7 separate regions of the Homo sapiens genome follow, and all the other regions are linked to region 1. Evidence: chromatin loops called from intact Hi-C (ENCODE). Cell type or tissue: mammary epithelial cell. All regions are shown on one strand.

Region 1 (4,000 bases):
TACTTGACCAATAATGGTGAAGTAACTATGGAGAAGGACGTTTCTTGGAAAGGCTTTCCTTTCTTCTGACTGACATGGTGGAGGAACACAATCTTATTTCTGCCTTAAGGCTAATGACAATCTTTTGATACAGCATTCAAGGTTTTCCATGATTTAGACCCAGTTTTTCTTCCACTCTTATCTTCCACCACTGCCTCATTTCAGAATCTCTTTGCCAGCCAAGTGGGTATTTGATATAGATGAAGAATAAGGCATGAACCATAACCTTTTAGGAGTTTAGGGTTTAGTTAATAAAATAAGACTAACATACATAAAAATGAATGATGTAAGAGGGTTATGTAATGAAGGTTCATTAATATGGCATAAACTGTAGAGTTTATATGAATTTGAGAGAGAATGGATTAGTCAGAGAAAGCAATGTGAGCTCAAGATGGTTCTTGAAGAATGGGGAGAATTTCCATAGATCTGGAGAAAGGATGGAGGAGAAGAGGAGAGGAGGATGCAGCTAGGTGAGGGAAATCAAAACAGTGGATTTTTGCAAATAGGAATGCACATAGTGTTGGTGGGACCATAAACAAACCAACATGAATGGCAAAGGCAGTTCATGTTGAAGAGTAGGAGGAAACACATTTGGAGACACAGAAAGGAACTGGGTTGAGGTAGGCAACTTAAAAATAGGCAGAAGCACTGAAATTTGGTGGAGTATAAAATAACCATTGAAGGCTTTTCAGAAAACATGTGGATAAACCATCTGTCACTAAACTACAGATGACTGAAATATACATCGACTGATTTGTTTTTTTACTATGCATATTGGGGTTTCTGTTCAGCATTTGTCCAGCTTTCAACAAATCTTTATTGAATACCTATTATATGCTGGACAATATGGAGAGTGATAGCACTACAGGACAGACAAGATCAAAATCGTTTCAATACTCCTGGATCTTATATTTCAGAATTATTCATTTTCATTATGTTCTTTTGGCCCAGATCACTGTATCTCAGATGGAAAAGTTTTCAGTAGAAGTGATATCTTCACCATTCTGGGTTTGTAAGTTTCTTTTGTTTAACTTAGCCTTCCGGGAAGTTGATACTTGAAGACACAGCACTGTAATCCAGGAGACGCCTTGTCCGACTGCTCCAAATTGGTCAGGAGCCTCTCAGCAGTGCCCTTGACACCTTGTGCTTCTCCTTATTTCTAGATAGCATTTAGAAATAGCATAGTTTTGTCATGTCCACTTTCTTGGCATCTGCTATCTACTCCAACTAGATCATGAAGCAGGATATCCCAACATCTCTGTAGTACCACCGGAGGTGATCGACAAATGTTGGTTAAATGAAATTAATGAATGGAGGGGATGGATATGACTTTTCTTTACCTGAATATGTTTTTCTCTGGGGCAAGTTTTTGGTAGAGAAAAGTAGGGCTAATGTAAGAGAGAAAGATAAGTTCCTTCTTTATATATGCGATAACATTTTTGAAATGTAACTGTGCTTGGCTTTTCTTGTAAGACTAATTGGAATGTGGTTACAGAGCTGGATATCTTGTTTAAAGGTGATTTAAAAATGACAGATCCCATACATTTTTTCATTTCCTTAACAGCTGCAATGTTAGCCTACTCCATAAATCACAACAGTTGGTTCTATCTTAATGCCATAGGTATTTCAGTAATATAGACTGTTCAATAAATTATTGGGTAGTTATTAGAACGAGGTAAATTTGACTTAACATCTTAATTTGACTTAGGCATCTTCCTGGAACCTTCTTGCTCTGAGGTTTGGATGAAAAACACTTTGGATATCACCGTGAGACTTGCTACTTCCGATTCATTGTCTAGTATTCTCCTTGGCAGCTTTGCAAAACAAATCTTGGAAAGCTCCTAGAGAAAGCCATTCTTTTTAGAAAACTTGGAGTCTTTTGAATTCACGCTGGATGACAATGACAGTGAATGAAAGTGTTTGTCCTGTTTGTATATTTGCCTGCTGCTTTGCTCATTCACTCGCTATTCATTTTTTCCAATGGATTATTTATTTATTCAATTTTCAAAACTTAGCAAATATCCTAGATTTCAAAGTATCCTTGTACCCTATGGTTATGGGAATGTGTCAGCCAAACTCTAGGTGGCGCTCCACATCGAATTTAGGAGGCAGGGGAAGGAGTGTGGCAGTGGAGCTCTCAGGATGGCGTCAGAACCACAGAACACCCAGGCTGATCCCGAGAGCTTCCCGTGTGGGGGCGGAGGGTGGGGCAGAGCAGGATGTGTGCTTGGGTTTCACTTGGAAAAAACATACATCATATTGCAATATAATTTACTTTGAGATTTCAATTTGGAAAATGGCATGGAAATAATCCAGCTTGAACATCGTCCTCCTCACCTCCTGGACTAGGGCGAGGGCCCCTTATATTTCTTCATGGCAATTGTGTCACAGTTGTAAGTATTAAAGTATTTGCTTAATTATTTGTTTGATATCCGCCCACTTTGGACTGTAAATTTCACAAGGCAAGGACCTGGCTGCATGGCTCATAGCTATTTGCCTGCTGTCTATCACAACACCTAGCAAGTGACAGACGGTCAATAAATGTTTGTTTTGTTTGCTTATTTGGCTGCTGCTCCATTCATTTGCTTCACTGGGTTATTCATTTTTTCATTCCTTCGTCTCCACCCTTCCCTTCCTGCTCCACCCTACCCTTATCTTCCATCCCCCACTCCAACTCTCCCAGTCCTCCCAGCCCTCCCATCTACCCCATTCCCCACCCAGTCCCACCCTCATTTATCATAAGTCTTAAAAGTTAAGAAACCTAAGGGGGCTGTAGTGGGGTGGGGCAGAAACTAAATGTATGAAAGCAATCTTTAAATAGTCGGATTCTCAAAATCCGGAGAAAGAGTATTAAAAGGTAAGAAAGCAACAGTTTTGCCAATGCAAAAGGGAAAGTGTGGCCCCCTCAGCGGTCATTTCCCCATGCACTATGGCTTTCCTAAGCAGGTGCTGCACCTCCTGGGTTTTGGCAACTGGATGCAGAAGACCGGCAGAACTCTTTCCTCTGAATGGTCTGGACTGGGGACAATTGGCTGGAATCACAAGTGGCTTCTTTGCTCACTCTAGCGGTACTTCAGCTTTCATAAACAGCCGGTTCCTGGAGCTGTAAGGTTCCAGCACATCGGGGATTTCCCTTTGTTAGATCCTGACCCGCAGAGCTGTGTCCCAAGCCAAAACTGTTGTGTTCACCTCTTAAAAGGCTTTCAAAGAAGGAAGGGAGGGAGGGAGGGAGGAAGGGAGGGAAGGAGGAAGGGAAAGAAGGAAGGAAGGAAGGAAGGAAAAATTCTGGAAAATATCAGTTGTTATTCACAGACACCTAACTTGCCATTTTTAAAAACACATTTTAAAGTTGATATGAATCGAAAAAAAAGTTATTGTGATATTGGCAGTCAGCTCTCTACTGAAATGATGTGAGTGGAAAAACAAGAGTTTGGAAGAATGCGTCCCCCAAAATTCTTACATTGTTACCAACCACAGAAACAAAACATAGTGCTGGAAAGGAATTTCAAGTCATAGATGCCAAACCCCTGATTGTGTAGATAAAAATAATGAGGCTCTGAGGTAAGTGACTTGCTCAAAGCCACTCAATTCAGGAGTTAGAGCCAAAATTCATGACTTCTGGCCAATTCTGGGCCCTTGCCACTCCACAAGCTGCAGTTTTTCTGTTTTAGCTAAAATGAGTTTCAAACAGCCTATCCACCATAAATGTATTTCTTCAACTCTCATTCTCTTGTATAAGGCCTTACAGGGGACCCAACTTCTAATGTTGAAGGAAAAATATTGCATCTTTTAAAAAATGGTCAAAAGGAAAGGAAACTTCTAGGCATATAAATGTCACATCACCCTGTAAGTAGGAACCCATCATTATTGTGTGGGTAAGAAAGAAATAATTAAAGAAACCAATTTCAGTTAATTCCACATGTAGTGTATGCCTTTGAAAAGCATCCAAAATATTTTCCAA
Region 2 (4,000 bases), 140 kb after region 1:
TAGCCGGGCGTGGTGGTGGGCGCCTGTAGTCCCAGCTACTTGGAAGGCTGAGGCAGGAGAATGGCGTGAACCTGGGAGGCGGAGCTTGCAGTGAGCCGAGATCGCACCACTGCACTCCGGCCTGGGTGACACAGCGAGACTGCGTCTCAAAAAAAAAAAAAAAGAAAGAAAGAAAAAGATGTTCTGAAAGAAACTCCAGGATGAGCAACTGCCTTCAAGGGCAGAGGTTTTAAGTTGCCAATAAAATAAAATAGTGACAAGTAAACACTGCGCCTCATCAAGAGGAGCAAGGCAGCTTCTGTTGTGTAGCCGATGTTCCCATTTTCAGAACGTAGATGTAGGTGAGTGAGAAGAAAGAGGATATATAAACCGTCTTCCAGCTCAAATTTGAAATTAAAAGAAAAAAAGACCTAAAAGAGGGGGCCTGCCCTCCACCAACAAGGCAGCAAACCTTGCAGCCTGTGGGGCTTCACCATAGCACAAACCAAGCACCTTTACTTGCAGCTCTCTAAGGGCCCAGATTTGAGTTTTGACTCAGAGAAGAGAGAGCAGAGGTCTCTAGAAATGCCTGTTGGGTTTGAAGAATGCTGATGACATTTTTGCAACTATCCTTTATCATCTGTTTTCTGTACTTCCACCACTGGCTCCACCTTTTTCTTTCTGCAGTTCAAAATCGTTCTGTGAAATATCTCCTCCATTTCAAATCTTGGCTCTTCACCACTCAGTTTAAGAGTAGCAAACACCTTGCAGCCTGAGGTTCCACCTTGAACATGGAGAACATTCAAACACAATATGGGGGAGGAGGCGACCTGCGTGACTTTTAACATCCCCTTCATATCCTCCCACTGGGCGCATTTTAAGCGCCAGCGCTCACCACATCCGGCTGCCCCACCGCCCGCGCCCGGAGCCCCAACATTCCCAGTCCTCTCCCTTCTCTCACTTCTAGGTCAACAAATATTTTAATAGGTCCTTTTGAACAGATGTGGCCTGTAGATGTATGCAATGACCCCATCGGAAATAATTTGGGGTGAAGGGGGAAGGCGACCTTCCTCTCCAGGAGAGCCTTTATTGTATAATCTCTAGTTAATGAGCCTCTCTCTGGGCCTCAAACCGGGCGAGTTATTATCCGTGTCTGCAAGTCTGGAGAAGAGGCTAAGAAGCAAACCTCCTGGGTGTCCGGGACCACCGGCCTTAGCCTTCTCCAAGCCCAGGGCAGGGCGAGAAGAACATGGCCCGGTTCCCCTCGGGGTCTCTGGCCCAGCTGCGGAGGGGGAAAGGTGATCGATCTTGCTGGGGGCCACCGCTAGCCCACCGCTTCCTGCCGCGACCTGCCGCGGCGGCCGGAGCCCGGGAGCTTCCCATTGGCTCACGGGCCGACGCCATGCAGTCTGGGGGGGCGTGGCCGGGCGGCGGGGCGTGGCCAGGCGGTGCGGGGAACTGCGGAGAGAGGAGAGGAGAGGAGAGGAGGGGAGGGGAGGGGAGAGGAGTGGAGAGGAGAGGAGGGGAGGGGAGGGCAGGGGCGGGGCGGGGCCGGGCGGCGGGGGCGCACACCCCAATCTCCCTAGCGCTGTGGGGGTGGCTGCAGCTCCCCGCGCGCTCCCTCCTTTGGGGGGGTTTCTGGGCTCGTGACTTTTTTTTAAATAAAGAATGAGCGGATGCCCGTGACAAGTTAATAGCTCTCGCCGCGCTCTAAAGTTAAGTTGTATCTCCTTCCCGCCGCGAGTCTCCTTCCACAGACCCGCCGGAGCTGCCGGGACGGGCGCTGCGCGGGACTGGGCGTTAGGTGCTCCCGGCTGGTTCCGGCGAGCAGCCCCCACCCCTCGCCCACGCTCGGGGTTAGAGACCCCAGCACCCCACGCAGACGGCCCGGGCTTAGACCTCTCCACGTCGCTGTGGCGCGCGCCCCGCCAACACCCCCACCCCACGCGCAGCCCGTGTCTTCTTTACCCCCGCGCACTTAACGCAGGGCGCACGCACGCATCCCGGCCCCCTCACACTCACACTGCGTCTTCTGTCACACCCCCTGTCGCACACACACTGTTCTCTGACTCCCACCATCTCCTGTCTCACACCCACTCCAGTTTCGTGTTGAGCGGCCGCCAGTTCTCCCTCGGTCGCGCCGGCGCACGCTCGTCCCCTTCTGCCCCGGAGCCCGCCCGCGCCGCACGGTGGCCCCTTGCGCTGGCCTGATCGTGGGAACCAGGCGGGGCCCCAGCGTCCCTGCCCCTGCCCGGTCATCCATCTCCCTCCCGGTCGGCCAGCCGAGACTTCAAAGGCGCCTCCTCCGGCCGGGCCTGCCAAACCCCGACGCAGCCTGGATGTGGGCCGGGGGCGCTCCCCGGCGGGGGGAGGCCGGGCCAGGGCGCGTCTGGGGCCGGCTCCGTCCTTAGTGCGGCGGCGGCGGACTCCAGAGCTGACCGCGGGGCCACCCCCGCCGCGGCCGGGCCACGCGCGGGCCACCCGGGAGCTTCTACCAGCCCAGCGAGCACGCGCCGGCGGGAGGGGGGCCTCATTTTCATGGCAAGGGAAATCCGGATAAGGATGGACTCCTTTCGGAGGAGAATGGGAACGCGCTAGTCCTGGTGCCTGACCCTCTCTCCTAAAGAAAATGAGTCTCCCCTGGAGCTTAAGCCATATTTCCTTCGCCTCCTTTCCTCCTTCCCATTCGGACACCCCTAATTGACAGGCTCTAATCCTCGGATCAGAACTACTTCTGCCTGGAAGATTTGGCCGGCTTTTCCTTTTCTCTCAGCGTTCCTGCAAAGCCAATTCGTTCTGAGCTGCACTGATGGCGGGCTGAGGGAGGAGGGCTACTTCCAACTTCTGGCACCACCTGGGTGGTCGCCGTAACCGAGTGATTCCTTTACAGCTATTTATAATCCTTAACTTTATGAAGGTTCTTTTGCTTAGAAGAGTTAAAGAAGGTTTAAGTATTCTATTTTGGCACTGATGTGGGGCATAGTCACTGAATGATATTTATCTATATTCAACTAGACTATGAATTTTTTGAGCATAGGGGTGTGTTAGTTCGCAGGCCGCAGATTCTAGCATAGGGCATGGCAAATAAATTGTAGCTGTGCAATCAATTATGTTGAATTCAAATGAACCAGCTTTTTGCATGGAGCTTTCCAAACACTTTATCATACTTAAAAATGTTATGTAAAGCTTTCCAAGAAGGAAGGAAAACAGAAGGAGAAAAAGAAACGGAGGATGCAAGAAGGAATCCCAGAATCATTTCAGATCCTTTGAAAGAAAGAGGTTAGATTTAAATCTCAAAGCTAAACCAGACAGATCTGCATATCTGAGAACACAGAAGCCCTAAAACCAATATTAAACATCATCTCAAGTTCATAGTGTTTTCCTGGCTAACAATGCTAGCTTCTCTTAATGTAAGTCTCTAACTTTAAATTGTCCTTATTACTTTTTCTGTCGTGTCTTGAGCTATGAACACAAGGCTAGACTGGACACAGATTGTTCAAATCTAGAAATTGGCAACTTAAGATTTTTATCTGTTAGCCAGCTTTTATCCCATTTAAAGGAAAGGAAGGAGTTAGCATAACCATATTAACTGTTTAGAAAAATTGGTGGCAGTATGGAGGATTCAGTAAAGTGCCTCCAGAGTAACCCGTGGCGGGACATCAATGAGCATTAATATCCTTCTGTAGATCATCTACAATGTAGACAAATGTTTTCATCCAACAATACATTTTTGAGACACATCCATTTTGAGACGTGTAGGGATATACCATTGAATGAATATACCAGAATGTATTTATTCATTCTCCCATAGGGACATTTAGTAGGCCTTTTTTTTTTTTTTCTACTAAAAATAATGTAGTGACATCTTTGTGGTGGTGGTCCCCTTGTTTGCAGATGAAAGTGTTTTCTCTTACTTTTGTCCCTAGAAATGAAATTGCTGGGTTGTAGGGTTACATACTTTCATCTTTACTAGATATCAATCACCAAACTATTCTTCCAAGTGGTTGTAACAGTTTATTCT
Region 3 (4,000 bases), 71 kb after region 1:
TAAATTTCTCTTGTTGCTTAAGCAAGATTGAATTAGATTTTTTTTTCCTGTCACTTAAAGCCACTGCCAACATGGCGAAGCCCTGTCTCTACTAAAAATACAAAAATTAGCTGGGTGTGGTGGCGGGTGCCTGTAATCCCAGCTACTCAGGGAGGCTGAAGGATGAGAATTGCTTGAACGCTTGAACTCGGGAGGCAGAGGTTGCAGTGAGCCAAGATCGCGCCACTGCACTCCAGCCTGGACAACAGAGTAAGACTCCATCTCAAAAAATAAAATAAAAATAAAATAAAAAAAGAAAATTATCATTTTAATTATTTAGCTGCCTGGTGGAGATGATGTGGTGGATGGGGCAGATAAACATTCTGAGCTGAGGTTGTATGCCAGGGACATTTGGATTTTATTTCATGAAAGTGTAAATTATTTCATCCTTTGGCCAGAATGCCATCACTACCATGGAATTTGTACCATGCCACAAAGTTCCATGGAGGGTAGGAGTGGGCAGGAATCCGATGTTTTCCTTCAAGAAGATAGGGCAACCCGACCAATCTCCAGAAAATACATTGATTGTGGGGAGTGGGGGATGAAAAGAATTGGAGGAAGGAATAGGAAGGTCCCTAGGTGATGTTGGGCAAAGCTACTGGAGGCAGCTAACCTGCGTAAGTGAAAGGACAATGGGGCCATTTAGGGCGGAGACTGGGGCAAGAGAGAGCTGGTCAGGAATGCAGGGAAGTGGCAGGGGAAAGAACACTTTCCAGATTGCATTCCCTAGAGGTTCTCCTTCCTTGAGTTATCCTGGACTTTCTTCACAAAAATAGGAATTAGTATCTGGTGGAAGTGATTATATTTGCCTAAGGCTGTGCTATACTAAAATAATATAGGGTGAAGATTTCATAATATTCCCACTTCAGTCATCACCTCACAACTTTACATTTCAATGTCTGACCTTGGGACAGCCCCTTCCAGTATCACATTAAGAATATTTAAAAGAAACAGGGAAGCCCACCAGTAAGTTAGCATCTCCAAAAGAATAGTAGTTGTCAGCCCAGGAGGTTCTATATTTTCAGCGGCAATTTAACACCTTGTCTAAAATTTTCAAGCACTTGAAAAATTCTTGTTTTACTCTTTACCAAGGTTTCACTAATTCTTTCCCCTTAACAGATTAAAAAAATGGCTTATAGGTTGGAAGATTCCTTTTGCATTATGTTAATAAAATAACACTTGACATGTTTAATACTAATTATATCAATGGGTTGAAGTAATAAGTGAAATAAAACCCAGTGAAACTTGTTTTTAAAAACATAAATAAGTAAATGAAGAGCCTACAAAGATATTAATGGTTTCCTTGGTCTTAAATTTTCAAGTGTTATTCAAAGCTCTTTGGGGACTGTAACCATGGAAGCCTATAGAGTTACTGTTACTTGTATTTGGCAAGATTCTCCATGTCAATTGTACAGTAAAGGCTCAACAAGAAAGAGAAATCCAAGGGAAAAAAATTGGCAGAAACAGAAGCAAATTATCCTGGTTTCATGTACAGGCTTTATGTACATGACTCAGAGAGGTATGAGGGACAGCCATCACACTGAATAAATATAAGAGGTGAGTTTTTGGAAGAAATTCAGATTATTTTTTATTTAAGGGAGTTAACTCAATTTAGCTTGAAAGAGTATTTATGTACATTAAAAGATCAGATATATGATCATGTTTTAGGAAAAATTTAAAGATTCTAAATATGGCATTACTTATAAGTATATAGTATGTGTGTTCATACCTACAAACATATCTGAAATTCTGATGAAGAAAATGTGGTTTATACTTTTAACATCAGTTCTAAAATTCACTTAGGAAAGTTCTTAGGAACTCCTAGAGATAAAAACATTAATAAATAAAGCCTAATTTTCATGAATGCTTATACTCAAGGGCTATTCAGCCTGAATTACACAACACATTTTGAGCTTTGTAACTCTTAGAGTGCATATAATTTTTAATTGACTTTTCCTTGGCAATGTCAGTATGTTTGTATTATATTCATGGGACTCCCTCTGGTGTATAACTTAACACATGAAAATTCTTGTTTTACTCTTTACCAGGGTTTTCTTGCAGCCTGATGGATAAGGTGTCTAATTATGAAGTACTGTGGAAAGCTCTGGATCAAATCATATGTTTTTATTGAAAATGAGGTCATGTTGGGTTGTGTGATATAACTAAATAATCAGTTAACCATTTATCCAAGCCAAACACAGAGTAATTAGGTTTGGTAAGATGGCTTCCTCCTTAAGATCCATAACTCAGGCCTGGTGGTTTGGGAACAATATGGATAGAAATTGTGTATGTTTTTCTTGGACATTTCAGTGATGGTATTTTCTAACTAAACTGTTTTTTAGATAGAATTTAATTTTACATTCATTTTTACTTTATGTGGCATTTGCTAAAAGAACATTTGCTAAATAATTATCTAAAATTATGTGGTCCCAAAATTTATTACTCAAGTAATAGAAGTCACAGGTAAACAACGACTTGGGAATTTCTGGATAATAATTTAAACAGTGATACCTTTAATCATCCATTATAATATTTTTGATAGTAGATTTTTAGATAGATCATGGAAGTATACATTTCAAATATATTGTTACATTTCCCCCAAAAAACATTGAAATGCTCTAGTTTTAATACTCTGCCAGTTCCAAATGCTTGTGATTCTTGTGTACTTATGTCTAGTGCTTGCATTTTATGCTGATGGAAAATGACACAGATGCTATATTTAAGTTCATTTGTTTGAATTTTGTCAAAACAACAAACTTAGATCAGTCAAAAGCTTTACATCCAAATAATGTGTAATTTTTAACTTTTTAAGGTGGGTACTTTGGCATAAATTCTTAAAATATAAGATTATTACACTAAAGAATTAGTATTCTCTTGTTTCTCTTCTTGGGATTATAACTGTACCTTCTATGAAGATACTGAAATTTGCTGTGTATTTCATAGCAAATATGGTGGATGACCATGAAAAACTGTTTTATAATTTAGCTTAGGCCTACTAGATAGTTTTTACATTCAACATTTATGCCTCAAAGGAGTATTGTAGTGTACCATTGTAGAATTTCCATATTCATCCTAGGTTTACTACTGATATGACTTCAAAAATGTGATATTGTCAAAACTGTGCCAGCTGTGAAATTAAAATTGGGCATCCATGAACAGCTGTATTGAATAGCTTGACATCTGTGAAATCAAAAGTGTATTTCGAATTCAACTTTCAAACCACAGAATTCAAGTAAGCAAAAACTGACCATGTGTTAAAAACACTTGAAACTCTTCCTCTTGTAACTGTTTATCTACATTTTAAAAACTCTGTTTACATTGTAGTAACAGCTGTGTTTAAAAGGGACATGACAGAGCAGACTAATTTATAATGCAAAACTCTATTCTAAAAAAAAACTTCTGTTTGAAAAAACACTTCAAAAGAGGGCAAAAATGATTAAAATAGACACAACCATTTGTTTAAACTATGACTTTCTCAAGAAAAAACAGCCTAATGTAAACTGGCCTATGCATGTTCCAAGCAGCTGTTCTGTGTAATGCCTCTACAAAACCTTTTCCTTTGGGGGATGGGCAGAAAGAAAATGAGAAACTGACCATAGCAAAAGGTCATTGCCATTTGAGAAACTGCACAAATCTAAGGATGAACTATTAACTGTTTTTGAATTGTGCCAAGTTCATTAAATTAAAAACTGAGGAAGCAGAGCCAGTGACCAGTGATCTTACAATGGAAAAGTGGAAAAGTCATTCCTGACCATTCATTGGGTTTCTATAAGAAAACCACAAAACTGTTCAATAAGAAAAAATGTACAAATAAATAAGTCAGTTTGTCTATGCTGTACCATATATTAGCAGATCTTTCCTTTTACTCCTTTTTTCTAAAAAAGTTATCATTGTTTAGGCATTTGTAGACATGACACTAATGCCTCTTTTACTCCATTCCAGTCGGTTTCTGTTGGTGTTT
Region 4 (4,000 bases), 430 kb after region 1:
ATGAAGTGTAAGAAAGTGTCAAGTGTGTACTTCTAGCCCTGGCCCTTAAAAAGACCCATGAGAGGCCGGCATGGTGGCTCACACCTGTAATCCCAGCACTTTGGGAGGCTGAGGTGAGCGGATCCTTTGAGCCCAGGAGTTCAAGACCAGCCTGGGCAATGTGACAAAACCCCATCTTTACAAAAAATACAAAAATTAGCCAGGCATGGTGGCATGCACTTGCAGTCCCAGCTACTGGGGAGGCTGAGGTGGGAGGATTTCTTGAGTACAGGAGATGGAGGCTGCAGTGAGCCCTGATTGTGCCATTGCACTCTAGCTTGGGTGACAGAGTCAGACCCTGTCTCAAAAGGAAGAAGAAGAAGAAGAAGGAGGAGGAGGAGGAGGATACGGGGAGGGGGAGGGAGAGGGAAGAGGAGGAAGGGGATGGGGAGGGGATGTGAGAATCCCTCTCTTTGCTCATTGGCTGCTGAATAAAGCAGACCCAGCACAGGCCTCCCAGGGAGGCTCTGATGGATAACAGAGTCTCTGAGGGAAGATGCCAGGACACCTGAGTCTGGCAACTTAAAGAAGAGCTGCCCAAGCAAGATCAGCCCCAGTGGACTCTCTCTCTCTCATTATCTATCTCTCTCTCTCTCTATCTCTCTATCTATCTATCTATCTATCTATCTATCTATCTATCTATCTATCATCTCTCTATCTCTCTATCTATCTATCTAATCTATAGATTAGAGACAGGGTCTTCCTCTGCTGCCCAGGCTGGAGTACAGTGGCATGGTCATGGTTCACTGCAGCCTCTACCTCCTGGCCTCAAGTGATCCTCCCACCTCAGCCTCAAGTAGCAGGGACTACAGGTGTGTGCCACCATGGCTGGGAAATGTTTTAATTTTTTGTAGAGACAGGGTCTTGCTATGTTGTCCAGGCTGGCCTTGAACTCCTGGACTCAAGTGATCCTCCTGCCTCAGCCTCCCAAAGTCCACTGGACTGGACTTTTTATGAGAAAAAAAATTAAACTAAATCAGTGAAATTTGGAATTTGTTTGTAACAACAGTAATTAACAATAACTACCCTTATGAAATAACTTCTATGAATTCAGTGATCCAAACAAAGATTAATATTGGTGCAATTATTTGAATATTTTACTGTAATTTGTCATAATTTTTCTATTAAAAATTATGAAAATAGAATAATAAAGGTTTAAATACTAGTAACAGGAGTATCATGAACTTAATATAATACAGAAAAGAATAATAATTATTAGACATATTAAAAGTGATGTCTCTAACCTCAGCCAGGCGCTCACTTAAGCATGTTGACTACACATTCGGTTACAAAGAAAAATAAAATTAGAGAATGTGTGGGAGATGCTAGAATTCTAATCATTCAACTATTGTGTCTAAAAAGCAAGACTTATATCAAAACAGGATCCCTTGCCCCTTTTATATTAAATCCATTGTTTCACTATCTTACAATCAACTTGCAGGCATGTTTTCAGGATCAAAAGACAAAAGTGTCCTTTTTCTTATTTTTAAATATAAGAATATTAAAAATCAGAAAAGTTGAACAATTCCCCCAAAGTCTTGTTAATAAATAATAGAATTAAGATGCATTTCAAGATTGGCATCAGCCTAAAGCCTTATTCTTTTCATTATACCTCACTGCCTCTCATCTCTGTAAAAAATTAGGATGTCTGCCTGTCTTTGAAGAACAAAATATGTAAAATGAATGATCTTACAGCGCCCCCTTTGAGCACTTTGATTCTATGATAAAGACATTTCCATCATTTCCTGATGTTGTGAATGCAGGAGGCTCATGAAAAATGTCCCTTTACTACAAAGGTTGGCAAGTGCTCAAAGATATGGCTTTAGTCAGCTATGCCATGCTGTCTTTACTAAACAGCATTATTTCTAGGAAGAATTTCTATTACTTTAAAGTGGAAAATAAAGTTACAACAACATTAAAGAGTATGTTACAGTTCCACGCTCTATTCTGTTGGCAGAAAGCTTGGTCTCTGCACCAGCATTCTGCCCCAACTGGCCATGTCTCAGGAGAAAAGAATTCCTCTCATCTCTCTACAGCAGCCTTTTCTGCTTAACTTAGACCCCCACCAAAGCCGGGTGATGAATACAAAAGGTTTCTAAAGAGAGAAATGGCAAGGAGAGAGCTTGGAGACACCGTACCTCTTGAAAAGAAGAAAAAATAAGTAAATAGTTTATTATCATCATGGGCCTTGGAATGACATCATAAGACCATCCTTTGTCACCTCTGCCATTTCAAAGCCAATGCGTATGAGCTATTTTAACTGAAAAAATTATTTTTCATTGACTATCCAACAACTTTGACTTTATACAGTATTTTGAGAACCCATTTTTATAATAACTCAGTTCCACAGACTTTTGGACTCATTCGAAAGTGCATGTAGTGGTCAGACTTTTGCTTGTGAGTGATATCAGTGTGAAAATAAGCTTTAATAAAGTTGCCAGCATCCATGGACCTCTGTACCCATAACAACTTCCATGGCTTCAGTTCTGCCAAAGGTTTTGCTTGACGGGTATTTCCTATGAAGCTTCTCCTGCTTTCCCACCCATAGCACTGTTCTATGGCCCACACGGGGCCAGAAGCAGCCACTAGGAGAAATTATTGGTCAGGCAACCCTCCAGTGCCGCAAGCCCGGCCCTCCCTCTTCATGTCCCTGAGCTGTGTCCAAAAATAGAAAATGAGACATGATGATGGATTGAGAGTAGGAAGAAGGGAGGGATCTCGGGGTGAGTGTTTAAGTCAACACAATGGAATTCCACCAGCAAAGGCTTGCTGCATAAATCACTCTTGAGAGAAAGTTGGGCACACTGGGAAGTGTGTTGGGGCTTCCAGGCAAGTGGTGGATGGGCACTATCAGGAGGCACACCCAGAAAGAGGTGGTGCAGTGTGGAACAGGACTTCTCAAACTTGAATGTGCCCATGAATAACCTGGAGATCTTGCTGAAATGCAGGTTCTGACTCAGTTGTCTGGGGTGAGGCCTGAGATACTACCTTTCTAGTAAACTTTCAGTTGACAATACTTTGAGGAGCAAGGATGTAGAAAGTAAGAACACAAAGTCCGATTTCAGAACCTATGAGCTGTGAAACCTTGAGCTTCAGTGTTTTTATCTGTGAAATGGAGATTGTTTTAAGTACTCTTGTATCAGATTATTGTGAGCATTAAGTGACATGATGTCATTTACCTGGGACATAATAAAGAATTCAATATGTTGATCGCCATCAATATTTTATTTTTACTCATTTGAGCATTGGGGCAGCTTCCAAAACATTGATCTGTCGATTTGATTTTTTAATGGTGAGACGAGGTGCGCAGAATGAAGTGAAGTCCAGGGTGGAGGGATAGGAGTAGGTGGAGGAAGTGGGAAGAAAAGTAAGCCTGGGAAGGAATAAAAAGAAAGATCCCCCTTTCGGCCGGAACCACCATCTTCCAGTAATTCACCAAAATGACGAATACAAAGGGAAAGAAGACAGGCACCCAATATATGTTCTCTAGGCCTTTTAGAAAACATGGAGTTGTTCCTTTGGCCACATATATGCGAATCTATAAGAAAGGTGATATTGTAGATGTAAGAGAATGGGTACTTTTCAAAAAGGAATGCCCCACAAGTGTCACCATGGCAAAACTGGAAGAGTCTACAGTTACCCAGCATGCTGTTGGCATTGTTGTAAACAAACAAGTTAAGGGCAAGATTCTTGTCAAGAGAATTAACGTGCATATTGAGCACATTAAGCACTCTAAAAGCCGAGATGGCTTCCTGAAACGCGAGAAGGAAAATGATCAGAAAAAGAAAGAAGACAAAGAGAAAGGTACCTGGGTTCGACTGAAGCCCCAGTCTGCTCCACCCAGAGAAGCACACTTTGTGAGAACCAATGGGAAGGAGCCTGAGCTGCTGGAAACTATTCCCTATGAATTCATGGCATAATAGGTGTTTAAAAAAAAAAAAAAAAGACCTGTAAGGACTGT
Region 5 (4,000 bases), 54 kb after region 1:
TACAAAAATCCTAACATGTTGAATCTCTGTTTTAGGAGTTACCAATACATATTAAAGAAGGATACTTGACTAAAAACCTTTTGAAATGACTAAATAACTAATCAGGGTGCTTGATGTTAGAAGACCCTGTTTATGAAGATTTAATCATATACAAAGGTGATAATTGTTGAAATGATGAGAAAATAAAAAGCAGATATATCTCAGGTTTTAAAAATCATAAATTCTGTATAACTTCCGAGGAGCATAAATTGTACAGAAAAGTAGTACAGCTGGAAACGTTGAGGCCTAAGAAATCAATCAACGAAAACAGCCTGAACAAAGCAGATGATAAGGAAGAATTGAACTTGACACAGATACATTCAACACAGAAAGGTACTGATTCAAATGGCACCTGGAGCTTACGGATGGAATCCAGAGAACCAAGGAAGAATGAAATGCCGAGTTCAAGACTAAATCGTCACTGATATGGTCTTAAAGAATCCTTTTGCTAGCAGTATACGCTGTTTAATTGAGTGACTACGTTCTGGGAGATCCTAGCATTTCCAAAAAGCACACTGGTGTTTTGTAGTTGGTCTGTGGGGTTAATCTGATAGGTAGAAGCAGGGATGTGACTCATCGTGGATGGGCTCTATCTGAAGCAGGACATTTTGTTTACAACATTTATCATTTGCTATTGCAGTAGCAAAGACAGTTAGTGAACACAGGCTTATCAAAAAACTAGAAGAAAAATATAACAGTGCAATTCCGGACTATTCAAGAGAACTTCTCTCAGTCTGACTGGCTGATTAACTAAAAAATGGCTATCTATCTTTTACTCAATTTTAATGAATATTATTAAAAGAAATACCACAAATTAAAATCAACAACAGTTAAAGTGATACTCCGTAAGACTTAGAATTATAAAATTTGTCCCTGGGATATTGAATTTATTGAAATAATTGTTCCCACTTTCCCCTCACACAACTCTTACTAGCAAAAACTGCAATCTGTGAATCATTAGGATCAGAAAACTGACTGATGAATCAAATTTTGTAAATGTTTACCCAGAGAAGAAAGAATTGATCCCAATGAAAATTTAAATAAAATTTTAAAAGGAAAAACTGGAAATTGTTAAACTGTTCAAGAAACCAATCAAGATTTAAGAAAAATTGCTTCAGAAAACATTTTTTTACAAAAATGCATTAATGTTACTGTTCCCATTTGAAGGTTTGTTTTCATAACCTCAGCCTCAAAACACCTTCAAAGAATGTTCAGTCAAAAGAAGTCAGTATCAAATATATTCTGAAACCCCTGAATCTGGTATGTGGAATTCAATTTATGCCATTTTATCTCCCGACTTTTGCATATATTGTTCTCCCTGCCTCGAATTCCTTTCTCTGTTTTGTATTCTAAGACAACTCAAGATTTATGCTGCAAGACTCAACTTACAAAAATTGCCTACAGATTGGACCCTCCTAACCTTTGGGCAGAGTTAGATACTTTTACACTGTATGTTTTTGTAAGGCTCCTGCATGAATATTCTATCATATCACTATAATTTCTTGATTATAGGGCTGTCTCATGTACACTAGATAGGAGATTTCTCTAGGGCATGGCTCATGTTCTAGTCCATTTGTTATGAAATCTCTGGCACATAATAGACATGTAATTAATTATTGCTGAATAACTGAGTGGACATGTAAGTGAGGTCTCTATGCTACTCACTCATTTATTTCTCTTGTCCTTTATGAACAAAATCATCAAATCTGCACCGCAACTTTAAAGATGTATTTAAGAAAAAGTTCTCTCCTATACATTCAGATTAGTACTAAACATGTATTTTGTGATGTCTCTCTATTAGCAACACCCCTTCCTTTTCTCCTCCTCCCTATCTATCATCAAGAAAAGCAGTGCATTAATGGGAATCCACTTGAGACTGGGATGGCCGGCTCAGGACCTCTTCTCTCTGGGTATTGGTGGGGGCATCCCTAGAGTGTGGGAGCACTTTCTGGGAGGTCCAGAGGTTAGGTCAACCAAGGGCTTTTTCTTTCCATCCCTTCTCAATTTGACTCTGGATTCAGCTGAATATAGTTAAAGGATTAATTGCCATCATTTTGTTCCCTAAATTAAGAGTCATTGTGGTAAGAACCAAGCATAGCAATATGGGCCAACCACAAAGAAATAAATTACTTTGTAAGTTTCAAAAGATTTTCACCAAATTACTGCCCTGTGCAAATGATGTTGGGGGGAAAATTTTGTTTGAGAAACATTTTCTTTTGTGACTATAATAAGGTATGTGTACCCCTGCTGAGATATGAGTCACATCCCCTGTGTTAGGAAACTGTGGATAGTTTTTGTGGGTTTGGGGTTTTGTATTAAATTTTCAGTGCCTCATGTTTCCTATGACTGATGAATGGATCATCACCTGACTCATAGGCTCTTTTGCTATGGATCACCGAAGTGCAGCTTTTAAAATTCAGTAATGTGGCACCCAGCTGCTCAGAGTTTTAATATGGAGCGAGTAACACCGGAAACATGTAACCAGTGCTTTGAAATGTACATTTCTGAAGTCACCTCTTCCCAGCTTTTTGCAGAATTATAATTAAACTGGTCTAGACTAGTTTGCAACTCCTATTTTTAGAGACCTACAGTGCCCCTTTTTTGGTCTAAGTAGGGATACAATAAACATATGGGTTTGTTTTTTCCAGATTAAAGACATGCCACTGACCTCAATTTCAGCATTCTAAAAGTGAACATTTATTTATTTATTTATTTATTCAACAAATACTTACAGGATGTCTACCTTGTATTCCACTTATGGAGATAGTGGTACTTATTTAGATAGCCCAGTGTGACTGAAGTTCAGATTATGGGAATTTGTAGGGAGAGTATAAGGGATAAGATTGGAAAGAGCAGTCAAGAGCTAGATCTTAAAGAACCTGTGTGCCAAGCTACAGAGTTTGGGCTTTATCCTGAGATCCAGGAGGAGCCCTGAATTGTTTCCACAGAGGGGTGAAATGAGACCTTTTGCACCAGAGTTGAGGAGAAATTAGATGAGGGCAAAGTAAGATGTGGAAGGCAGACCAGTTAGGAGCCTATCATCGTCATCCAAGAGGCAGATGGGGTACAGCCAGAATGAAAGCAAGATCAGTGGGCATAGAGCTAGAACTAATAGGACCTGGCAATGAATCCTGGACTGTGGTTTAGAGTCCTGGCAATCAGACTCTTAATGTTGGAGCCCAACCCCCATCACCACCCCAAAGGCAGAATCCTTGGTTCTCCTCTTTTCTCTGGAAACACACACTTCCTTGCAATCACAACCAATTTCAGGATGACACTCAAATTTATATCTCCAGCCCAGGCATCTCTGAACTCTAGACTTGAATATTCAACAGTCTATGCAACACCTCTATTTGGATGTTTAGCAGAGCTATTCAACATACTATAACCCAATCTGAATGGGAGACCTTCCCTGAAACTTGGCTTACCTTCAGTCTTCTCCATTTTTGTTAGTAGCAACTCCACTTTCAATTGCTTACATCTGAAACTTTGATGTAATGGTGACTCCTATGTGTGTGTGTGTATATATATGTGTATATATATGTATATATATATGTGTATATATACGTATATACATATATACACACATATATACATATATACACACATATACATTTATATATATATATTTCACATTCAGTCCATCAGCACATGCCCTTGGTTTTAACTTTAAAATCTACAAAGAATCAGATCCCTTCTTCCCACCTCCACCACTACCACTCTAATCAAAGCTACCACCATCTTACTCCTGGATTAGTATAATAGGCTCCTAACCTGTCTACCTGCTGCTCCCTGGCCCTTGCAGTCTATTCTCTACACAGCAGCCAGAATGATGCAACACCCCCGCCAACCTGTTATTTGAAGCTTTTCGAGCATACAGAAAACTTGAAAGAACAATACAATATAAAATGTCTTTTGCAGCTTCTTTTTCTGATCCAAGATCCAATCAAATGCAATTTGA
Region 6 (4,000 bases), 280 kb after region 1:
TCAAATTAAGGTTTTGAGTAGAGCTTTCCAGACAGCCTCCGGAAACCATACCCCATAGCAACACATGTCCCTAAAGCACATTATATTATGTGGTGCTCTACCATAGATGCCCAGTATTTGCCACAGAAGGAACAGAACTTGTCTTACCCCATGAGTAGGCCAATTGGTCAGTGGAGGAGTGACAGGTGAGCAGTCAGTGAGGTGCTGGAGGAGGGTGGATGTGGGGGGTGTGAAGGTTTAGGAGTAGAAAAAACTCACACTCGGGGCTCTGGGTTGCTGGGTGCTTTCTTTGCAGCCCTGGTTTGTGAAGTGATTTATGGGCCATACATCACCTTCCTGGTTGGCTTTGTTGACACCTTGTCACATTCTTGCTTGGGCTTGAGGAATTCATTGTTCTTGTTTGAACTGATAAGAACAAAAACAAAAATGAAGAAAGAAAAAAGAAAGGTTTTCTCACTGAGACCTTGGGAAAAGCTAAGGGGGTGGAATGTTGACGTGGAGCGGCAGGCTGCACTTTCCCAAGCAATGCAGCCCTGCGTCTGCTGGCTGCTGCAGCAGCAGGGAAGCTTTGCCTTTAGGAGTTCTGGCAGAAGCTTTATTTGCCCTGTGGAAGTAGTTTCCTGGCTTGGAGCTGTTCCTTTTTGCTAGAATGGTACTGTGCAGAGAGGCCTTAGGAGGGGTCAAGGAGAGAGGTTTTCCTTTGAGAACTGGGAGACATAATGGCTGAGAGGAGATTCCAATGGGAGGTAAAATGACCCCGGTCACTGGGAGAATGTAAAACACACGGTGACTTGATGTGAGCTGGTCTCTCCAAAGTTCATCCCGCTGTACAGCATGCATTTTGGGCATGGTGCCATGCTGACCTTTCCCCTTTAATGTGTAGTGCCCCATGCTTCACTTAGTATTTTGGCAGCCTGCACACAGAGGCTAGCATTTGAGCCCAGTGCTTTGAAGAGAGCAAAAAAGTTTCAGAATGAGAACTCTTCAAGTCACTGGTTATACATAGGGTATTATCTCCCACGTCAATGGAGCAATGGATGACCTGCCTGGTTTTTTTTTTAGGCCTCTTCCCTTTTGTCTTTGCTTCAAAAAAAAAATTAATAGATTAAATTATTTGTCATCCAAGAGAAGTAAACAGGTCAGATCCTATGTTCCATATCATGGGATTGTAAACGCTCATATTTCCTTTTGTGAAAATTTTTTCTTTAAGAGCAGCCAAGCATGAACATACTGCATTCACTAATATTCTCTGTCATCATGCTACTGTTGATTGAAAGGAGAAGAACCTACTTGCACCCCAGCCAAGGGTGAGGTGTCCTGGGGAGTGTTCACACTTTTGTGTTATACTGTTAACAAGTTCATGTGTAATGTAATAATAAATCATTTTACCTGGAAGCGCCATTCACACATCCCCACTATGAACCCCATTTTGAACTGGAGCCATAGAAAACTGTTTTTAAGCTTCTTAAAATGGTTCTCTGCAACAACGTTTCTTGTAGAATGAGGATGCATAAACTTGTTATAACATACTTGACTTTCCAAGTGGTCCCTGTAAACAAGGGATGCTTGAAGAACTGCCAAGCTAGGTAGCCAGAGATTGGGATTGAAGAGCTGACATTGTTCTAACACTGAATGCAAATGGAAATGACCTAATACATGTGTAATAGTAAAGCTAATAAACGTGTAACTGTATAGCAATTGCAGGATTAAAATAAGAAGCAAATTTTGGAAAGCGCACACTTTTTCTTTTGGGTCATCTACCTTGCTATGAAGTGATATTTTGAATAACATTTAAATATCTAAATATGTGTATTGCCATTAATATTGACATCAAAGTTTCAACACATATCTGTTTTAAAAAATCTACAAGCCCAGTTTCCCCAGTTTCTTTATAACTCTGATGAGCCTGCTAGTTCTGCCTTTGCTTTTTTCCCAACTTGGAATCTACTCTGGTTTCCAGAATTAGGTTTATTGACAGTGTTTCACTGCTCTCTGCTGGAGAAGCCCAAAGCCAAGCCAGGCATCTAAGGCTCTAATGACTTGCAAGGAATGCAGGTGAGATGGCTCAGCTGATAAACTCCCGGCCTCTGAAATTAAACTCAACACAAGACTTATTCATACTAGTCGAAGATCACAGTTTACAAGCTATGCTGTACAGGCTAGAAATGGGTTTCTCAGAGAGTAGTATAGGTAAGATAGAAAGTGTAATACTGCCTAAGCTCCAATTTCTTGCTTCGAATGTTGTCCTTTGTAAAGATATCCTATATAATGTTGCACAGAAACTGTGCAGTTTCTCAAGTCAATTTTCATCCTTCCATTTTTGACACATAGGTATAAACTTAATTCTGGTATGTACATCTGAGACAGTAATCAACCATTCCCCTGAAAGAAAAAAAATAAAGACTTTTTTTTATTTTTGAGACAGTGTCTAGCTCTGTCGCCCAGGCGGGAGTGCAGTGGCATGATCACGGCTCACTGCTGCCTTGATTTCCCAGGCTCTGGTGGTCCTCCCTTCTCAGCCTCCCAAGTAGCTGGGACTACAGGCATGTGCCACCATACCAGCTATTTTTTTTTTTTTTTTGGTAGTGATGGGGCTTCGCCATGTTGCCCAGGCTGGTCTCGAATTCCTGGGCTCAAGCAATCCACCCACCTTGGCCCCCGCAAAGTGCTGGGATTACAGGTGTGAGCCACCATGCCTGGCAATAAAGCACTTTTAACTAAAATATATCAAATTTGAAACAAACTATATATAAAGTTTTTTTCTTCTAAACTTCATATTTAGTAAGTGCATGGCCAGAAAAAAGAGAACAAGAGTATGTACCAAGTAAGCAAAAGTGTGTTATGACATTTTTTTCCTGAAACTTTTCTAGGTAGGAATAAACATTAATTTACATCTTCATTTGCATGAACACAAAACTCTACTATAATCTAGATGCTATACTTCTCAAATTTAAAACAAAAGTACAAAAACAAAAACAGTAAACACTTTAGGTGAATGTTGTGTTAAATGTCTATATTGAGCGTATATGTACACATATATTTATGCATATGTGGATGTGTGTTTATACATATATTCTATGTATATATCCTTGGGTGGGAACAGGGTGCAAAGATCTAAGCATAACATATCTCCACAGGGATTTATGTTCTTTTCAGTCTGGTATCTTTTAACTTAAAAACAACTCGATGAATAGAAATCATAAAAGCCATCCTTACAACAGCATTAAAGTGCTATTCTATTCTGCAGCATTCCAAGTGAATTATTGCTGTGCTGTCAAAGAAAACAAAAACATTTGAGAAGGACTGTTTATTTTACAGTGGTTGACCAAAAGTATGCAAGTGGTTATAAAAAAATGTAGACAGCTAACGATGGGAGGTGCCACTTGCACATTCTGAAATCCATTCACAAACCTTTGACACTAACTCTTGATCACTGGAGATAATATTAGAAGCAAAGCATTTTTCACGGGGAAAATCCTAGCACTTTGAAAGCATTTCAGGTCAAAGCAAATAAATAAAACCTCTATCCCTCATCCTGTATCACTGGCATCTCCTCACTCACAGAACCTAATGGCATGATTGTTTTTTCCCAAGAAGAGCAAGAAAACTTTGCAAAAATATTTCTCTCAGAGGTTATGGCAATGAAGGATTTTTGTGCCATGAAACACGTGTTGCCCTTTGTATTTAAAGATTAAAATAAAAACTGCTGTTGACAATGTTAATAGATTCTTTCATTAAACAAATATTTCATTTTAGAGCTATATGGGAAATTAGAGACCTCAAACACAGTCCCTGTATATTAAAGATAACAAAATGTATACTTAGGGAAGATAAATGACTTGCTTAAGGTCACACAGCAGGTAGCATGGAAGGATGAGTTAGAAGTACTAGTTCAGTGTTTGTATTTGTATGTTTTGCCTCAGAATCAGACAATGTACAGTTAAGACCTCATCGATATCTCCCGGTAAATGCTTATTTAATGTTTAAGAATTTTCACTGG
Region 7 (4,000 bases), 160 kb after region 1:
GAATACGTGGAAGTGGGCCATGTCTGGTTATACTGACATCAACGAGTATTTGAAAGGAATCGAACTACATAATTGTACCATTTTGCTTGTCAGTATTTGTAAAATATTTTTTGTGTCTTCTATGAAAACTCCCTCCAGTCATGAATGTTTTATTAATTTATTTGTTGCCCATCAACCTTATGCACACTGCTATATGAAACAATAGAGGAAATGTGGTCACTACCCTGGAGAACTGTGCTGCTCAGTTCTTGGACTCTCTTCCCATGCCTCAGGACCTGTTGTAATGTTTTGGTTATTTTTTAAAGTATTTCCTAGTAATTAAGGTGCATGTCTGAAAAATTATGTATAATGTCAGAGGCCCAAAACCTTGGGATCTGACACCGGCTGGATTTCTTTTTGCATCCTTGGGAACTTTGGCTGCATTTAAATTAGAAAACTCATCTTTTGAAACGACAGGCTTTTTTTTTCTTTTTTTTTTTTTTTTTAAGCCTCCTGTATTCTCTGTAGATCTTATTTGGCTGACTGGTTAGTCACCTGGTCTTTTAACTTGGGCCAAGCTTTCTCTGAATACCAGAAGGATTTCAAAAGTAGATGTTTAAAGACATCTGATCCCTGATGTATTGCTTAAAATCATCATCTACACATGTATATACATAAATATATTTTTAAAAATATTAACTTAGTATTTTTTAAGTATTTTCTATGTTAGGAAATATACTACATTCAGATTTTTTTCCTATTGAATTTAAAATCAAAACAGACATATGTGAGTCAAACAACAAAAACTGTAAAAATACCTGTATGGTTTAAAATGATTTGCCTGGGGAGAAGAATATCTTATGATTTGAAAATGGGAAAGAAGTTTTATCTTGGAAGGAAAAAAAGACATCATGCTTGAGGAAAAAGGATGAGTTTCATGTGTAGACATTGGGAATGGATTATGGGCATGACCCAGCAGGAGGTCGGAGCTGTCGGCACATCACACTGTGTGGCACCATTGTGAACTTGTTGATAGAATGTTTTGTAATTGTTCTCAAGTCAGCCAGTATATGAATATTTTGTCTTCTGAGTCAGCAAAGAGAAGAATTTTCATCACCTATTTCATTAGTATTTCCTTTCTTTTCTTCACCTGTAAGTGTCTAACAAAATATTTTATCTTAGGTACCTAATAAGTATTTATTGATGAATAACTTCACTGTTTAAATCAGCTCATTGGCATGTCTACTGATAAAAAAAAAAAGGGGGAGCTGGGCGTGGTGGCTCACGCCTGTAATCCCAGCACTTTGGGAGGCCAAGGCGGGCAGATCACGAGGTCAGGAGATCGAGACCATCCTGGCTAACACGGTGAAACCTCGTCTCTACTAAAAATACAAAAAAATTAGCCGAGCATGGTGGCGGGCGCCTGTAGTCCCAGCTACTCGGGAGGCTAAGCAGGAGAATGGCATGAACCCGGGAGGCGGAGCTTGCAGTGAGCAGAGATTGGCCACTGCACTTCAGCCTGGGGACACAGCAAAACTCCGTCTCAAAAAAAAAAAAAAAGAATGAACTTAAAAATTCTGGAGAGAAAAAATGCATACATTCCAGAATTGCTTAAAAGACAATCTTTAAAATGGTTCTAGATGAATTCATCAAAGTTGATTTCAGGTGATAGCAATTTGTCAATAGATGAATTGGCCCTATGACTCATTTGCCCATTTAATGATTCATAATTTTGTTCTGACAAGTAATAAAGTAACAGGAATGTGTGTTTCAGTAAGGCTGCTCAATATATAGCTTACTTTGGAGGAAGACAATTTCTTGGGTTTAAAAAAATTCAGATATCAGGCATATCATCCATCTCAATGAATTTTTTAAATAGTATAGTGAATTTTAAATAGTTTAGTGAAGTGAAACCAATCTCTCGCTTTTCCTGCCTCCTACAATTTACAGATTTTCTTTCTTGACAGGGAGAGAAAGGAGTTGCATTACAAGTATGGACTAGGAATATTTTTATACATGGATAAGGAGAGGCTTGTATGCCTGTGACTGTGAGTCATGAACTGATATAAATGGGAGTGTGAAGATACTCAATGGTTTTAAGCTTGGAATTTTTCAAGTGGTTGTGCCAAGAACTACAAAGCAACAAGTTCTTGGTGAGTCAATAATGTTGAAAATTGTTTTGTTGGCAAATTGGTTTTTTAATGAATCGGTAGTCAATCACTTACTACTTGACTAATTTTCTTCACACTGGTCTATCTCTTATGAAATAATCTTCCTTCTCCATTAGACACCCACTTATCCGGATGCCAAAACCAGCCTTATCTGGAAGCAGGTATATGAAGCTGCTGCCATATTTCCCAGCCCCCATAGCTTTATAATGATAAATTGTTTTATTCCATGTAAAGGAAAACAATCTTTTAAGATGTCTTTTTGGAGAATTAGTTATTGAACATTTCAATGTGATAACATTAAAAACAAGATTTCATTTTAACCACTAAAATGGCTTAGCCATAACTCCTAACAGAGGTATGGCCTAGAATGTAAAAGAAAGAACTTGGCTGTGTATAAAAGAAAGGGAGAGAGAAGAAGAGTAAGTGTAGAAAAATGAGTGAAAATACCATAGGCTGTAAGAAATAGAAGAAAGATGTCTGAAGACACAAAATGGCATAGGGCTATTGGAGGCTGGTAGGTGCTTTTGTACATGGGTTTGTATCCTGGTATGAGACAAAGAAGGTTAAGTGTATGTGCATCTTAAAGATAGAAGGTCCACTCTCCCAAAATATTCAACCTTTTCAAAATATTCGGCATCATATAGTGGCTAATAGATATAAGCAATTTCCAGGCTTGCTCTGTTGATATCACCCTATCCCTATGTCTTAGCAATTGGAATGGGGATTCAAGGACTGGAAAGCAGGGTATTGGGTCTGACATTCTAATGGCATTGGACAAACTCCTCTCCACTTGTGTTTTCAGTGGTGACAGCCAGAGATTAATGGCAAGAGGGTACTAGAATTGACTGTGTGAATAATGAAAGGTACTAGGGGTCACTGCCAAAATACTGATCTATATTCTTTTCTGTTATCAGGACACTGGCATCCACGGAAAAAAAAAATTAGTCTTTGTAGAAAAAAACTCTAGTATTATTCTACCAAGTTTCTCTTTGCAACTTGTGCAATGTGCCCAGAGTTTTAAATTGGTCTTTCTATTCTTCAAATAAGAAACTGTTCTTATTTAAAGAACAGTTCTTAGTGTTCTTATTTCAAGTATCAGTGCAGAGCCCAGATTTCTCTCCAACCTGTTTTCCCAACACAAAGAAACTAAACTTGAGGTCCTTGGAAATTCTGCTTGGTATGAGTCTTTGTCTTTCCATTTTATTTTTCTTTTTCCTCCTCTTGTTTTCACTAGATTGAACTCCATGCCTTTCTTCTTTGAAAAAACAGAGCTGCATCAGGCATGGAGATCAGGAAAAGGTTTTTTCACCTCCATGATTTTGGTAGCAATACAGACATCTGGCAGCAAGAAGTATAAAAAACTTCTTTACTTTTTTACTTTTTTTAAGGAAGCCATTATTTCAGGTAGAGGATATCAACTAACATATTCTTGCAGGCATTGAGCTCTTTCTTTCAAGACCTCCATTGCTGATCAAACTAAATATTTAAAAGGACATTCCTGTAAACAAAAACATGGTCTGCATTCACAAACCATTTTCAACAAGATCTCTTTCCAGTCAAGACTGACCATCTGCTTGCCATCTTATATTTTTTAATATTATTCTGTCAAATACATGCTCTGTCAATGCAGGTAAAGGAATACTTGAAAAATCTGAACATACACAAAACAGTGGGTCCAGATGACATGAATCCAAAAGTCTGGAGGGAATTAGCTAATGCAGACTTGCAAATAAGTGCCCCAAACAGAGCAGCTTCACTGTATTTTATCAAACTGCCCTTCTTTCAGGAAGTACACAGATAGTAAAATAAATACAATCAACATTCCCTTTGACTCTCCTGGCAGCGACTGT

Evidence for each region. A loop is a pair of places that touch in the nucleus more often than their neighbours do. Peaks named below come from ENCODE experiments on the same cell type or tissue, not always from the same donor. Only the 100,000 strongest peaks of a DNase experiment are listed, where the experiment ranks them.
Region 2: it touches region 1 in a loop (5-fold over the local background); 5 of 110 quality-filtered maps call a loop at or near these places.
Region 3: it touches region 1 in a loop (11-fold over the local background); 20 of 110 quality-filtered maps call a loop at or near these places.
Region 4: a loop joins it to region 1, with 9 times the contacts of the local background. A loop is called at or near these places in 7 of 110 quality-filtered maps.
Region 5: it touches region 1 in a loop (4-fold over the local background); 9 of 110 quality-filtered maps call a loop at or near these places.
Region 6: it touches region 1 in a loop (23-fold over the local background); 12 of 110 quality-filtered maps call a loop at or near these places.
Region 7: a loop joins it to region 1, with 8 times the contacts of the local background. A loop is called at or near these places in 2 of 110 quality-filtered maps.

What each region holds. Positions count from the first base shown.
Region 1 is chr12:65,600,550-65,604,549 of GRCh38, forward strand. The region is part of intron 1 of MSRB3-AS1 (MSRB3 antisense RNA 1); the gene reads right to left. It overlaps LINC02454 (long intergenic non-protein coding RNA 2454), which reads left to right and starts at 2,320. Exons shown (of 3, transcript NR_146529.1): 1 at 2,320-2,432. In mammary epithelial cell, a CTCF peak has its summit at 2,120 (motif pointing right); DNase peaks (open chromatin) are centred at 2,212, 3,172 and 3,552; H3K4me3 peaks cover 1,587 bases; H3K27ac peaks cover 3,134 bases.
Region 2 is chr12:65,740,123-65,744,122 of GRCh38, forward strand. No RefSeq gene overlaps it. Among named protein-coding and RNA genes, the nearest start is that of HMGA2, 82 kb to the right of the region's middle. RefSeq lists enhancers at 1,390-1,890, 1,891-2,391 and a silencer at 1,391-1,440. In mammary epithelial cell, a CTCF peak has its summit at 2,168; a DNase peak (open chromatin) is centred at 1,389; H3K4me3 peaks cover 1,413 bases; H3K27ac peaks cover 1,185 bases.
Region 3 is chr12:65,671,936-65,675,935 of GRCh38, forward strand. No RefSeq gene overlaps it. Among named protein-coding and RNA genes, the nearest start is that of MSRB3-AS1, 32 kb to the left of the region's middle. In mammary epithelial cell, a CTCF peak has its summit at 2,037 (motif pointing left); no DNase peak of the experiment used is centred here; H3K27ac peaks cover 2,416 bases.
Region 4 is chr12:66,033,756-66,037,755 of GRCh38, forward strand. It overlaps the pseudogene RPL21P18. Among named protein-coding and RNA genes, the nearest start is that of LINC02425, 4.7 kb to the left of the region's middle. In mammary epithelial cell, a CTCF peak has its summit at 1,734; DNase peaks (open chromatin) are centred at 1,746 and 2,846; H3K27ac peaks cover 1,158 bases.
Region 5 is chr12:65,654,713-65,658,712 of GRCh38, forward strand. No RefSeq gene overlaps it. Among named protein-coding and RNA genes, the nearest start is that of MSRB3-AS1, 14 kb to the left of the region's middle. RefSeq lists an enhancer at 1,714-2,913. In mammary epithelial cell, no CTCF peak of the experiment used is centred here; a DNase peak (open chromatin) is centred at 2,369; H3K27ac peaks cover 3,628 bases.
Region 6 is chr12:65,876,728-65,880,727 of GRCh38, forward strand. All of the region lies in intron 3 of HMGA2 (high mobility group AT-hook 2), which reads left to right. The region is part of intron 1 of HMGA2-AS1 (HMGA2 antisense RNA 1); the gene reads right to left. Among named protein-coding and RNA genes, the nearest start is that of HMGA2-AS1, 3.6 kb to the right of the region's middle. In mammary epithelial cell, a CTCF peak has its summit at 1,993 (motif pointing left); a DNase peak (open chromatin) is centred at 3,334.
Region 7 is chr12:65,763,531-65,767,530 of GRCh38, forward strand. It overlaps the pseudogene RPSAP52. Among named protein-coding and RNA genes, the nearest start is that of HMGA2, 59 kb to the right of the region's middle. RefSeq lists a silencer at 1,879-2,173. In mammary epithelial cell, no CTCF peak of the experiment used is centred here; DNase peaks (open chromatin) are centred at 1,701 and 2,081; H3K27ac peaks cover 2,805 bases.